Regions from separate parts of the Homo sapiens genome. Here region 1 is linked to region 2. Evidence: read pairs that join two places in POLR2A ChIA-PET (ENCODE). Cell type or tissue: GM12878. All regions are shown on one strand. Links, peaks and the distances in the headings refer to the core of each region. The heading gives the core; the rest is flanking DNA.

Evidence for each region. ChIA-PET counts read pairs that join two places held together with the same protein. Peaks named below come from ENCODE experiments on the same cell type or tissue, not always from the same donor. Only the 100,000 strongest peaks of a DNase experiment are listed, where the experiment ranks them.
Region 1: POLR2A ChIA-PET joins it to region 2 with 7 read pairs; 3 of 35 experiments call an interaction of 5 or more read pairs at or near these places.

What each region holds. Positions count from the first base shown.
Region 1 is chr12:123,751,873-123,756,872 of GRCh38, reverse strand. ATP6V0A2 (ATPase H+ transporting V0 subunit a2) reads right to left here. Exons shown (of 20, transcript NM_012463.4): 17 at 4,471-4,590; 18 at 2,336-2,453; 19 at 1-58. Among named protein-coding and RNA genes, the nearest start is that of DNAH10, 7.9 kb to the left of the region's middle. In GM12878, for the core only: no CTCF peak of the experiment used is centred there; a DNase peak (open chromatin) is centred at 2,662.
Region 2 is chr12:123,654,569-123,662,529 of GRCh38, reverse strand. It overlaps GTF2H3 (general transcription factor IIH subunit 3), which reads right to left. Exons shown (of 13, transcript NM_001516.5): 8 at 7,532-7,606; 9 at 6,706-6,759; 10 at 2,946-3,014; 11 at 2,600-2,735; 12 at 2,448-2,484; 13 at 1-2,364. The coding sequence ends at 2,295. Among named protein-coding and RNA genes, the nearest start is that of TCTN2, 13 kb to the left of the region's middle. RefSeq lists an enhancer at 1,993-3,192. In GM12878, for the core only: no CTCF peak of the experiment used is centred there; no DNase peak of the experiment used is centred there; H3K27ac peaks cover 2,308 bases.

The DNA.
Region 1 (5,000 bases), core at 1-5,000, 96 kb before region 2:
GTGGTGTCAACGCGGAGGCCCACGCGCATCAGCATGGCCCACAGGACATCAGACAACTCTGCAAAGGAGTGCAGCCTGCACAGGTCATGCTCGCTTATGTACAGTGGGTCCCTCTGTGAGCTACCTGGACTGAGTTTCCCCCTGACGGCCCTGAACTATTATCCCATAAAATAATAGACACACATGTAACACAGACCCAACTGTTTCTCATGTGAAAGCCAGTCAGCTCCGAGACGGTCTCAAACACTAAGGAAGACCTGGTGCTCCAAAAATATCAGAGGCCATCTCCCAAAGGGAGGTCTTGCCCCAGACTAGGTTTGGGTTGTGACCTCCCAAAGCGCACTGGACCAGGCAGCCAGAAACAGGCTCCCAGGCCTGGTTCTGCCACTGAGGGATCAACTGGATGACCATGAGTAAAGCACCGACACTCAGTGGCTTCAGTCACCACCTCTGCAAAATGGAGATGAACGAGACAGGGCCCCTCCAGCCACAAAATTCCAGACCTTTGGCTATGCTTATAAAAACATAAGCATTTTTTTTTAACTAAAAAAAAAAAAAAAAAAAAGACACCCTCTTGTCCGGTGGTTTCCACAAGCACAGGCAGTGCTTGCTTTGCACAGTAAAGACCTTGCAATCAAAACCATCCGAAGCATCCCTATTAATCCATGGGAAAAATGGTTTGCTCTGTGGCCTTTAAAATTGTTGTTAAAACATTAAAAACTCTCTTATTGTTGGCTATATTGTTGGCCAACAATAAGAGAGTTGTTTTTCGGTTTTTTTTTTTTTTTTTTTGAGACAGAGTCTCGCTCTGTCGCCCAGGCTGGAGTGCAGTGGCATGATCTCGGCTCACTGCAAGCTCTGTCTCCCGGGTTCACACCATTCTCCTGCCTCAGCCTCCTGAGTAGCTGGGACTACAGGCGCCCGCCACCACGCCCGGCTAATTTTTTGTATTTTTAGTAGAGACAGGGTTTCACGTGTTAGCCAGGATGGTCTCGATCTCCTGACCTCATGATCCGCCCGCCTAGGCCTCCCAAAGTGCTGGGATTACAGGCGTGAGCCACAGCACCCAGCTAATAAGAGAGTTATTAATGTTTTAACAAAAAATATAGGGAAATGAAAAAATGGTAAATCTATCTTTGAAACATTAGAAGCACTGAGTATTAAAGTCTTTTGTCTGTTATTTAAAAAAAAAAAAAAGTTTATTAGGGTAGTTTGAACAGTGCTTGGTTCCTGCTGTGTAAATTGGCAAGCTGGGTGACCTGATGCAGAGCAAGCATCTTTCCTAATACTTGCCAAATTGTCCTATTTTTTTTTTTTTTTAGCTTTTTTTTTTTTTTGAGACAGAGTCTCGGTCTGTCACCCAGGCTGGAATGCAGTGATGTGATCTTGGCTCACTGCAACCTCCGCCTCCTAAGTTCAATCAATTCTCCTGCCTCAGCCTCCTGAGTAGCTGGGACTACAGGCGCCCGCCACCACAACCAGCTAATTTTTGTATTTTTAGTAGAGATGGTTTTGCCATGCTGGTCAGACTGGTGTCAAACTCCTGACCTCAGGTGATCCACCTGCCTCGGGCCCCCCAAAGTGCTGGGATTACAGGTGTGAGCCACTGTGCCTGGCCTGTCCTATTCTTTTCTACGTCTGAACCCACTTGCAACATTGCACCCTTTGCACAAACCTTCAACGTCCTGAAACATTGCCGAGCACCACTGGTGGGTTATCAGCATCTTCATCACGACACCTGCCGCACGTAGGCTGGTAAATGCACCTGCACCTAACTGCACGGCTAGGTACTGTGGTGACTGAAATGGGAACCATGCTGCTGGGGAACAGGTGTTAACTACACTGTGGAAACTAACATGTGTGCATTACTGGAATTGTGCAAAGGGAGGACTCCTGTGATCAAGGCTACCCATGAGTGCTGTGGCAGGACTTGCTTGAAATAAACAGATATTCACACTTGGTAAGGCAGCAGTGAATGAAATAACTACTAACAGAAACAGTAATGGCAACAGTAGCAAGTGCTTACACCAGAGGCTCCCAAGCCGTCTCAGTTCTCAAAGCCCCTTGTGTCTCAGTGATTTTTTTTTTAAATTGGGCAGGCTCTGAAGCCAGACCAGCCTCAGAGAGACTCCCTCTGTGATTTTTCCACAGCACTCCTCAGCCAAAAGAAATAGCCAAGAGAGCTGTGTATTAAGTAGTGAATAGTGTAAGTTCACGTGGCAGCTGAAAGATGGTGCTATGACTATTAGTTACAAAGTTAAAATATCCCACAGTGCCCCCTGAGTCTGCTGGCACTACAGGGCATTGGGAACTGCAGGTCTAAGCAGGAACTTACGTGCGTGAGCCAGGCTAAGCGCCCAGAGCCTCAGGTAGGAGGCGGTGTTGGAGATGCATCCCAGACAGTACTCGATGGAATGGATTACTTGGGTCATTAATATTTCTCCAAAATTAAACTGAGAGAGATCACACAACATATGTTAAGAGTCATGATGTTACATGTGTACTTCTACATGCCAAGTGGGTTCCACTTCAAGGATTACAATGAAAGAGCTGCCGGCTGGATGCTGGTAAGAACACGCTAGAGTGTGAGGAACAGAAACCCCAGACGCACTCTGTTCACCACTCTGCCACTACCCAGCTCCATGACCAGACTTTACCACCCCAAATCCCCACCTTCATCAGCCCCACTCCCACCGCACGCCTCAGACTCCCCTGTGTAAACCAAGAAGGTAGACCAGAGGAACTGCCGTGGCCACAGCTGCTATACTAATGGGATTCTGGGGCAGGTCTCAGTAATTATGAAACATCTACTGATAAAATAGGTATTCACCAACCCTAAGAGTAGACTGCGATTCACTAGATGTGAGCATTCTAAGTAGAGCCAACCAGGGAAAACTATGCAAGGGGCCCCTGACAGGGAAAGGGCTGCAAAGCACCAGGCAAGGTGACTCTCATGCGCTTTCCAGCTCTGCTTTTGTTTCTCTATGATCCTAGAACTTAATTATTAATTGTCCCGAATTAAAACACGAAATTACATAATAATTACAAAATGTTGATTATAAGACATTTTGTTTGGTCCTCACTAAATGGCCAAAATAAAGTTTCCATGAAAAGAAAGGAGGCCATGCTCTGCTGTCTTCCTGGGACTGCACCTCTGTTCTTTGCGGGGAGCCGCTACTTCCCTGTCCAGCCTCGTACCCCCAACCACACTGGCTCTGAATTATGTTCCCAAAAGTCTTATGCTGAAGCCCTAACCGCAATGTGACTGTATTTGAAGACAGAACCTTTGAGGAGGTAATCAAGGTTGAGTGAGGTCAGGAGGTGGGCCCTGACCCACTGTGACTACTGTCTTCTGGGAAGAGCAGGAGAAACAGGGGTGCAGGCACAGAGGAAAGGCCCTGTGCCGACACAGCAAGCTGAGCAGGGAGGCCTCAGGGGAAAGCAGCCTGCCAGCATCTCAGTCCGGGCCTGCCAGCCTCCGGGGCTGTGAGAAACAAGTCTCTTGTTGAAGCCACCCAGTCCGTGGTATTTTGTTATGGCAGCCCCAGCGGACTAAGATAGCAGTCACTGGTCCAGGGGACTGAGAACGCAGTCATTGGTAAAGGGGACTAAGGCAGCAGTCACTGGTAAAGGGGACTGACACAGTGGTCACTGGTAAGGGAGACTGAGCAGACACCGGTCCAGGGGACTCAGGCAGCAGTCACTGGTAAAGGGGACTGACACAGTGGTCACTGGTAAGGGAGACTGAGCAGACACCGGTCCAGGGGACTCAGGCAGCAGTCACTGGTGAAGGGGACTGAGGCAGCGGTCACTCGTAAAGGGGACTGAGGCAGCAGTCACTGGTCCAGGGATGGCAGGTATTTGGGGATTCTTTCCTAATAGTAACAAGCTGGTAAGGGCGCTTTGCTCTCTAATGGAAAGACTGAAAAAATAAGCCCAGGGCAACTTGTGACCATGGTTCTAGCATCATGGGGCCAACTGACTTCACAATATAAAGAAAACTTACAAAGAAAAAAAGCCAACCAAGGCCTCTTGGAATTGGAGACCCCAAAACTGTAATTATCCTGAAACCAACTCTACCTCTGTCCTGCCATGAGCCAGTAAAATCCCTTCGCAATCAGAAAAAACTGGGTCTCTATTTCTTGCAACTATGGAAAAGTTCTGACTGACCCAAGAAGCTTCTGAAAGCAATGTTCATGGCACCTTAAGTCACTCCAATCATAACTCTTAATATAACAGCAGAAATCCCACTGGCGAAGTGAAAGGACAAAATGACCCGAACTCATATAATGCCACCAACTCTATCATCAAACAGCATTTGGAAAGCGCTGGTTTCTCATAGTTGTGGAGGCTGGAAGTCCCATTTTCTTAACCATTTTTTAAGATGATTAAATATTATCTTAACATGATTATCTCTATGGAAGCTTGGTTACTTATCTAAGTTTATCAATAGCAGTTGAAAAGATTTACCTCTTCACACGCCATTTCTCTACATCCATCTTCCACCTGGTGATTTCCCTCTTCTATATCTTGGCTTCCCAGCAATGAAACTTCTTCCTCACTATCTTTCCTTATAAGTGTGTAGCCACTCTAACAACCAAAAGAGCACAGAGTCAGTGCCTGTAAAACCACAAGGTTGTGACAAAACCAAACTTGTATAGTTTCTTTGTTTCTCTTAATGATTCAGCTCTTTGAGAATAAAAAAGTTCTTTAGGCTAGGCACAGTGGCTCACACCTGTAATCACAGCACTTTGGGAAGCCGAGGCAGGTGAATCACCTGAGGTCAGGAGTTCAAGACCAGCCTGTGCAACATGGCAAAACCCCGTCTTTTACAAAAAATACAAAAATTAGCAGGGCGTGGTGGCGGGCGCCTGTAGTCCCCCTATTTGAGGGCTGAGGCAAGAGAATTGCTTGAACCCGGAGGGCAGAGGTTGCAGTAAGCTGAGATAGTGCCACTGCACTCCAGCCTGGGCAACAGACGAAGACTCCAGTCTCAAAAA
Region 2 (7,961 bases), core at 1,387-6,386:
AGAACTAACCAAATATATAAGATATTTCAAATAAAAAAGTAATAATAAAAGCCTTGCTAGCTTGTTTGAAAGTATATATAATACTTTATTTCCTAGACTTAAAATTGTGATTTCCATTACACTTAATTAGTATACAAAATATTATTTTTAAAAGACAGGTTCTCAAACTCAAGGATTAACAAATATTTGCAAAGTGATCACCAAAGTCTTTGTATATTTGTTAACAAAAACACAAATCCAGAATATAAAATCTATCTGAAATTATCTAAGCCAACATCAAATTATTTAAATATGACTCAGCTTGTATAAAGAGAAAATTAAAATCTTCCTTACATACAAAGTTTTGTACACAATGGGTTTTATCAGTACAGACTTTTTTTTTTTTTTTTTTTTTGAGACAGAGTTTTGTTCTTGTCGCCCAGGCTGGAGTGCAATGGCGCAATCTTGATCTTGGCTCACTGCAACCTCCACCTCCTGGGTTCAAGCAATTCTCCTGCCTCAGTCTCCTGAGTAGCTGGGATTACAGGCACCTGCCACCACGCCCAGCTAATTTTTGTATTTTTAGTAGAGACAGGGTTTCACCATGTTTTCACCACGTTGGGCAGGATGGTCTCAAATTTCTGCCTCATGGGTTCAGTAGAGTAGTAATCCCAGCTACTTGGGAGGCTGAGGCAGGAGAATGGCGTGAACCCAGGAGACAGAGCTTGCAGAGAGCCGAGCTTGCACCACTGCACCCCAGCCTGGGCAACAGAGCGAGACTCTGTCTCACAAAACAAAACAAAACAGAAACCCAGCCTGATCACTCCTGACCTCGTGATCCACCCACCTTGGCCTCCCAAAGTGCTGGGATTACAGGCGTGAGCCAACGTGCCCGATCTTTTTTTTTTTTGATACAGAGTCTCGCTCTGTCACCCAGGCTGGAGTACAGAGGCGCTATCTTGGCTCACTGCAACCTCTGCCTCCTGGATTCAAGCAATTCTCTTGCCTCAGCCTCCCGAGTAGCTGGAACTACAGGCACCTGCTACTTCGCATGGCTAATTTTTCTATTTTTAGTAGAGACAGGGTTTCACCATACTGGCCAGGCTGATCTTGAACTCCTGACCTTGTGATCTGCCTGCCTCGGCCTCCCAAAGTGCTGGGATTGCAGGGGTGAGCCACCACGCCCGGCCTCGTCAGTAAACATTTTTAAAAAACAAACCAAACCAGCCACCATTCCTTAAACTCTTTGTACAAATATGTGCTAGAAGCTAAAAGGACTTTTAATAATTTCAAGATTACATAAAGAAATACATTTTTTGTTGTTGAAATTACAAATACTTTTGCTTTTGAACTTATAAACACTTTTGGGATTCAGTCCAAAGCTTCTAGAGAACAGTTTTAATAAATACATTTAAATTTTTAGTAGAGATGGGGTCTCACTTTGCTGCCCAGGCTGCTCTCGAACTCCTGGGCTCAAGCAATCCTCTGTCCTCAGCCTCCCAAAGTGCTGGGATTACAGGTGCAGTTTCAATATTAATGTGGATTTTTTTTCCTCATTAAAAAAGGAAAGAATTCTATCTGAAAACCATACTTAACATAGAGTCCATTTTCTCCAGTAAGTTCTCCCTCAAAACCAGTCATAAGCTTTCACATATAAGCTCTTCCCACAACTATTTTGAAGAAAATTTGCTTCTGTACACGTTCTCCTTACTCATTTAAAATGAGATTTTGTAGTTATTTGGTGACAAACTATTATTTAGATGACTTTGTCCAAATATGTACTGATATCAGACAAAAAGTAAATATCTGCAAATATCTGAGGCTGTCTCAATTTAGACAATAAGAATTTTATTCACATGACTACTGAAGTTAACTGTTGATTCAAATAAGATGTTCTATGTTGATTAATGCCATTACTCCACAAATAGTCCCTTTTTCCAAAGCTACGTTCAAATTTCGTATGGCATGCATTTCACAATGAGGACCCGGATTCAGGGAGTAGGTTAGAAAGCCTATGATGAGTCATGACAAGCTGACTTTGACTAATAGTCATCCCATTAAAAAAATGAAAGCCACAAACATGGACAGAAACCAGTCATAGAATATTTTAGGATATAATGCATAGAATGATTCCCTCAAACAAATCAGTCCTCCAGAAGCACAGGATGAAAAGGATGTTTGGGAAATATTTTCTGTAAGGTCACCATATTAAAAATTATCCTATACCTATCTTTATTTTTTTCAGTCTTCCCAACAAAGAATCTGCTATATAATTTCTATTAACAGCTCTAAAAGATGGGGAAAATATTTTATCCTCAGGCAGACACTTTCAGTTTCTTTTTCTTGGCTTTCAGCACTGGAGGCAGAGAAATTTTAAAGGCTGTCCTGAAATTACAGAGAGGAAAACATTTTTTAATGTTCTAGAGCTGTGAAGTATTAGCCACCCACACAATCTCAAAGATACTTACTCGCACGTAGTACAAATGGGGCTGAAATTGCAGAATACTGTAAATTAAAAAAAAAAAGAAACAATAGGGTGGCTGAAAAACAACACAGCTGAGAAACTGTTTTCCTGCCCCCCAACATAGAAAAAAAAGAAAAACTAGGTACATTAACTTACTTGACAAACACACAGAACAGACATAACCAATTTCAATGAGATTTCGATGACAGAAGCAAGCAGCCCTGTAGTCAACATGAACTGGGGGTGGGAGGATTAACTGAGATCTCTGATCTTGATCGGGAAGAAACACCCACTGTAAAACAAACAAACAAAAGAAACTTTTATTTAAAACATGGGAAAAAAATAACATGAAGCCCACCCTTCTAGGCCTTGGAACTCCAAGGCCTCCATTTATTCCCTTCTCCTGAGTACTAGCACCAGCCATCTTGCTTCCATTCCTTTCCCAGGACACAGAGGTCATCCTTCCCTCCAGGCATCAGGGTCGCCGCTGCTGTCTCCTTACCAGCAAATACTGCAGAAGAGAAGGCATCTGAGGCACCTTCAGGTACAGTCCTCCCGTGATGTCACAAGCCTGCAAGACACAGGCGGCTTGCTGCCAAACTCGCACTTACCTAGGGTTTCCAGAGGAATGAGGTTCTCATGAGCAATGCCTTGGGCCTACAAAATCAGAGGAGGATATGACACTGCAGATTATTATTATTTTATTTTTATTTTTATATTTTGACAGAGTCTTGCTCTGTCGCCCAGGCTGGAGTGCAGTGGCACAATCTCGGCTTACTCCAACCTCTGCCTCCTGGGTTCAAGTGATTCTCCTGCCTCAGCTTCCCCAGTAACTGGGATTACAGGCATGCGCCACCATGCCTGGCTAATTTTTGTATTTTTAGTAGAGACGGGGTTTCCCCAGTCACATGGTAATTCTATGCTTAACTTTTCGAGGAAGTTCTGAACTGTTTCCTGAAGTGGCTATACCATTTTACATTTCCAGCAGCAATGTAGGAGGGATCCAATTTCTCTATATCCTCACCAATATTTATTATTAGCTGACTTTTTGATTACATGTGTCCTAGTGGAGTGAAGTAATAGCTCATTGTGGTTTTGATTTGCACTTCCCTGGTCGGTAATGATATTAAGCATCTTTTCATGTGCTTCTTGGCCATTTGCAGATCTTTGGAGAAATAGCTGTTCAATCCTTGGCCCACTTTGAAATGAGTTATTTGTCTTATTTTTGAATTTTAAGAGTTCTTTATATAATCAGAATACTAGTCCCTTTATCAGATACATCATTTGCAAATATCTCTCCCAGTTGTCTTTTTACTTTCTTGATAGTGCCCTTGGAAGCACAAAAATTTTTAATTTTTATGAGATTTGTTTTCATTGTATTTTGTTAATTTTATTATGTAAAAAGAAACTGTGAGATGGCTTTATTCTGTTCTCTTTAAGAAATAACACTTTTTTGTCCAGGTGCAGTGGCTCATGCCTGTAATCCCAGCACTTTGGGAGGCCAAGGCTTCAGGACTGTTTGAGCCCAGGAATTCAAGACCAGCCTGAGCAACATAGTGAAACCCTGTCTCTACAATAAATTTAAAAAATTAGGCCGGGCGCGGTGGCTCACGCCTGTAATCGCGGATCACTTGAGGTCAGGAGTTCGATACCAGCCTAACCAATAGAGTATAAAACCCTGTCTCTACTAAAAATACAAAAATTAGCTGGGCGTAGTGGCGGGCACCTGTAATCCCAGCCGCTTGGGAGGCTGAGGCAGGAGAATCGCTTGAACCCAGGAGTTGGGGTTTCAGTGCACCGAGATCGTACCATTGCACTCCAGCCTGGGCAACAAGAGTGAAACTGTCTCAAAAAATTAAAAAATTAGCCAGGCATTGTAGTGCATGCCAGTGGTCCCAGATACTTGGGAGACTGAGTGGGAAGATCATTTGAGCTGGGGAGGATAAGGCTGCAGTGAGCCATGATCATGCCACTGCATTCCAGCCTGGGCAAGAGCAAGACTCTGTCTAAAAATAAAATAAAATAAAATAAAAATAAAACTCTTTTGAATTTGGTCCTCTTTTTCCAAACTTTTGCTATCTTCAGAGTTTTCCAAAGACACAAAACACTCAAGCTCTCCTGGTTGCTGACACTAAGGTTTCCTGTCCATGTTAATAGTTTTTCCCAACAATCATTCATCTATTCATTTCATAAACACAGCTTTCTCGCTTTAACACAGCAGTGCTTCCATTTACACTGAAAACCCTAGCTCCGATCCTAGGACCCTGAGGCTCCTCTGATAGTACAGTCCTGGTTCAGTTGGTCCGTTAGATTCATTTACACATTTAACAACTGTTTTAGAGCACTGTGCAGGGTTACAGCAGTAAACATCACAGTGTCCATCCTCATGAAGTTAAGGTTCTAGTGGAGAAGGCAGAGAGTAAATCAGGTAAGTAAATGCAAAAATAATGTTATAGGTTATGATCATTTCTATGAAGAAAAATAAAGTAGGCTAAGGGGAGAGGGAGTAACACTAACAATGGTGGTCAGGGAAGGCTTCTCTGAGGAGGTGGCACAGAAGTAGAGACGTGAAGGCAGGCAGGGAGTAGGCCATGCAAACACCTGCGGGAAGAGCTTGCGAGCAGAGAGAACAGAAAGTGCAGCGCCCCTCTGGCCGAAGCAGGCCTGTTTCAGGCAATAGCAAGGGGGCGGTGGGGCCGGACTGAAGAGGGAGAGTGTGGAAGATGCGGGGCAAAAGGTTCCCAGGAGCCTCAGCAAGCAGCATCTGGAAGGCCCTGGCAGGCCCTGACTCTGGGTTTTAGTCAACGTATGATGCTAGGCTATGGGAGGGTTTTAAGCAAGTGAGCAACAGGTTCTAATTTATATTAGGTTGGTGCAAAAGTAATTGCAGTGTTTACTGTTAAAAAAAAAAAAGGCAAAAACCACAATTACTTTTGCACCAATCTTGTATTTTGAAAGCTTCATTCTGACAGCTGTTCTGAGAACCAACTTTCACATTTTTTTTTCTTAAGAGGGAGACAGGGTTTCCCTGGAGTGCAGTGGCATGATCGTAGCTGACTGCAGCTTCGAACTCCTGGCTCAAGCAATCCTCCTGCCTCCACCTCCCGAACAGCTGAGACTACAGGCGTGCACCACCATGATAGGCTAATTTTTTTGTATTGTTTATAGAGATGGTGTCTCGCCATGTTGCCCAGGCTGGTCTTAAACTTCTGAGCTCAAGCCATCCACCCGCCTGAGCCTCCCAAGTGCTGAGATTATAGGCATGAGCCACTGAGCTCAGCCAGGATATATTTTAAAGGCAGAATCAACAGGATTTGCTCATGGTTATGAAAGGAGGGAAGAGAAGAGACAAGGAAGAGTCAGGTTTTTGCTTGAGTTGCTGAGTGAACTGCACTGCCACTTAGGGAGATGGGGCTACCAGTGGAGCAGGAAGAGGCTGAGAGGACAAACCAAGAGCTCTCTGCTTTTGACACATGACACTGAAGATGCCTGCCAGACGTCCAAGAGGAGGTACTACGTACACGGCTGATTCTGCAAGTCTGGAACTCAGGAGAGTCTGGGACTGGACTAGAAAAATGAATGTGAGGGCTGAGGAGGTAGAGCTGGTATGTGAATTCATGGCAGAGACAAGATCGTCTTGGAGTTAATAGACAATGTGTAGACTGAAATGTGTTGCTAAAAAATGAATTCAAACTTTTTGAATTTTTACTACTGAAATATAATATGTACAAGAGTCTGTATACATAATGTGTAAGTATGGTTTAAATAATAAAATGAACATCATATACCTACGATCAAGCTGAAGAAACAGTACAATCTCAGAGCCTTTGAAGCATGTAAATTTTCCCATTGGACCTCGCTCTCCCCATCCTTCATCCCCAGCAGTAACCTAAATTCAGGGTTTGTCATAGTTTTGTGCTTGTAACTGATCCTTTAGGAAACAACATTTGTGGCCAAAAAACATCTAACAAAAACTCAGTAATTTCTTCAGACTTACTTTAGGGTTTTGTTTCCCTTTCGGGTTAAAGTAAAATTCAGTTTTTGTCTTTTAGTGCTGCCCAACGGAAATATAACGCAAGCAATATGTAATTTAAAATTTTCCAGTAGCTCCATACGTAAGGGGGAAAGACATAGATAAAATTAGGCTGAATAACATATTTTATTTAACCCAATATACCCAAAGCTTTCATTTTAAATTGTAATCAATATAAAAATCACTAATTGTCATAACCACCGACACAAAGCATGGTTTTAAAACATACCTGTTGGAGGAGCCCTGAGTCGGAGTCTAAAACACAGGCATCAATCAAAATATTCTAAAAGAAACATTTTGAAAATATTACAGGAATAATAACAATAATGATTACCCTATACTGAGAACCTACTACATGCCATACTCTATGCTTAAAATAGCTCACTCAATATGCAACGTGACTCTGCACGGCAGATATTTGCATTTGGCAGCTGAAGCACCCAGGACATGGCTGGGCTGTGGTCACAGAGCCAGCGGGTGAGAAAGCTGTCACCCCACTCGGCATGTCTCCAAAGTCCAGGCTCTTTTCACTACATCATGCTGCCACTCCACAACAGAGAACATTATGCATGGCTATAGCAGCATTTTACATTAAAACTGAAATTTTAAGGAGGTTTTCTTTCTTCATAAACACACCAAAGAAGAAAATGTATTATACTTCATCTGAACATTTCAGCTCTTTGCAAAGTAAAAATACTGAATTTTTACAGCTTCGCCACAGCAACAAGATAAAGAAACTGATGCAAGGTTTATACAGCAAACTGTCAAACCAGGGATTCTTGGCATGGGGTCCAAGGATGGGCTAAAGGTTACCTGAATACCATGAAACTCTATGCAAAACTGTGGTTGAGTGCATATTGTTTTGGGAATGCATCAGATTCTCAAGTGGTCCAGGACCCAAAATAGAGAAAAGACTAGAACATAATACAGATTCTGGATTCCTTGCCCATTCATAAGCCTACGTAGTCAGAATACCTCAGAGTAGAGCATTCAAAAAATGAAATTGACTCCTTCGTTATGAAACAAATACTTTAAACGGCAGGCTCTCAGTTCACCTGTTTCTGTGCTGCAAAGATGACATTCATGAAGTTCATATACTGCAACGCACTGTCTTCTGCAGCCTTAATCACCTAAAAATCACAGTCATGTTAATTCCACCCAGGCACATGCCAGTCCTCTCACACCAATGTCACACAATATACTGCGAACCACAACCAACATTATTCCAGTTTGTCTTCCCATTTATCATTGTTAAATGATACCTAAAGTATAAAGATGACAGTAACATTTCCCCCGAAATCCCGCTCCACGTAACGGTTTGATGAACTCATTCTGGAGAGCACCTACATGGGCAGGTATATACATGCACACCCAAAACACAAACACACACATACACAAAATAAACACATACGCACATATACCCAAAATACACACACGCCCCCAAAATACACACACCTACCCACCCAAAATACACACATGCACCCC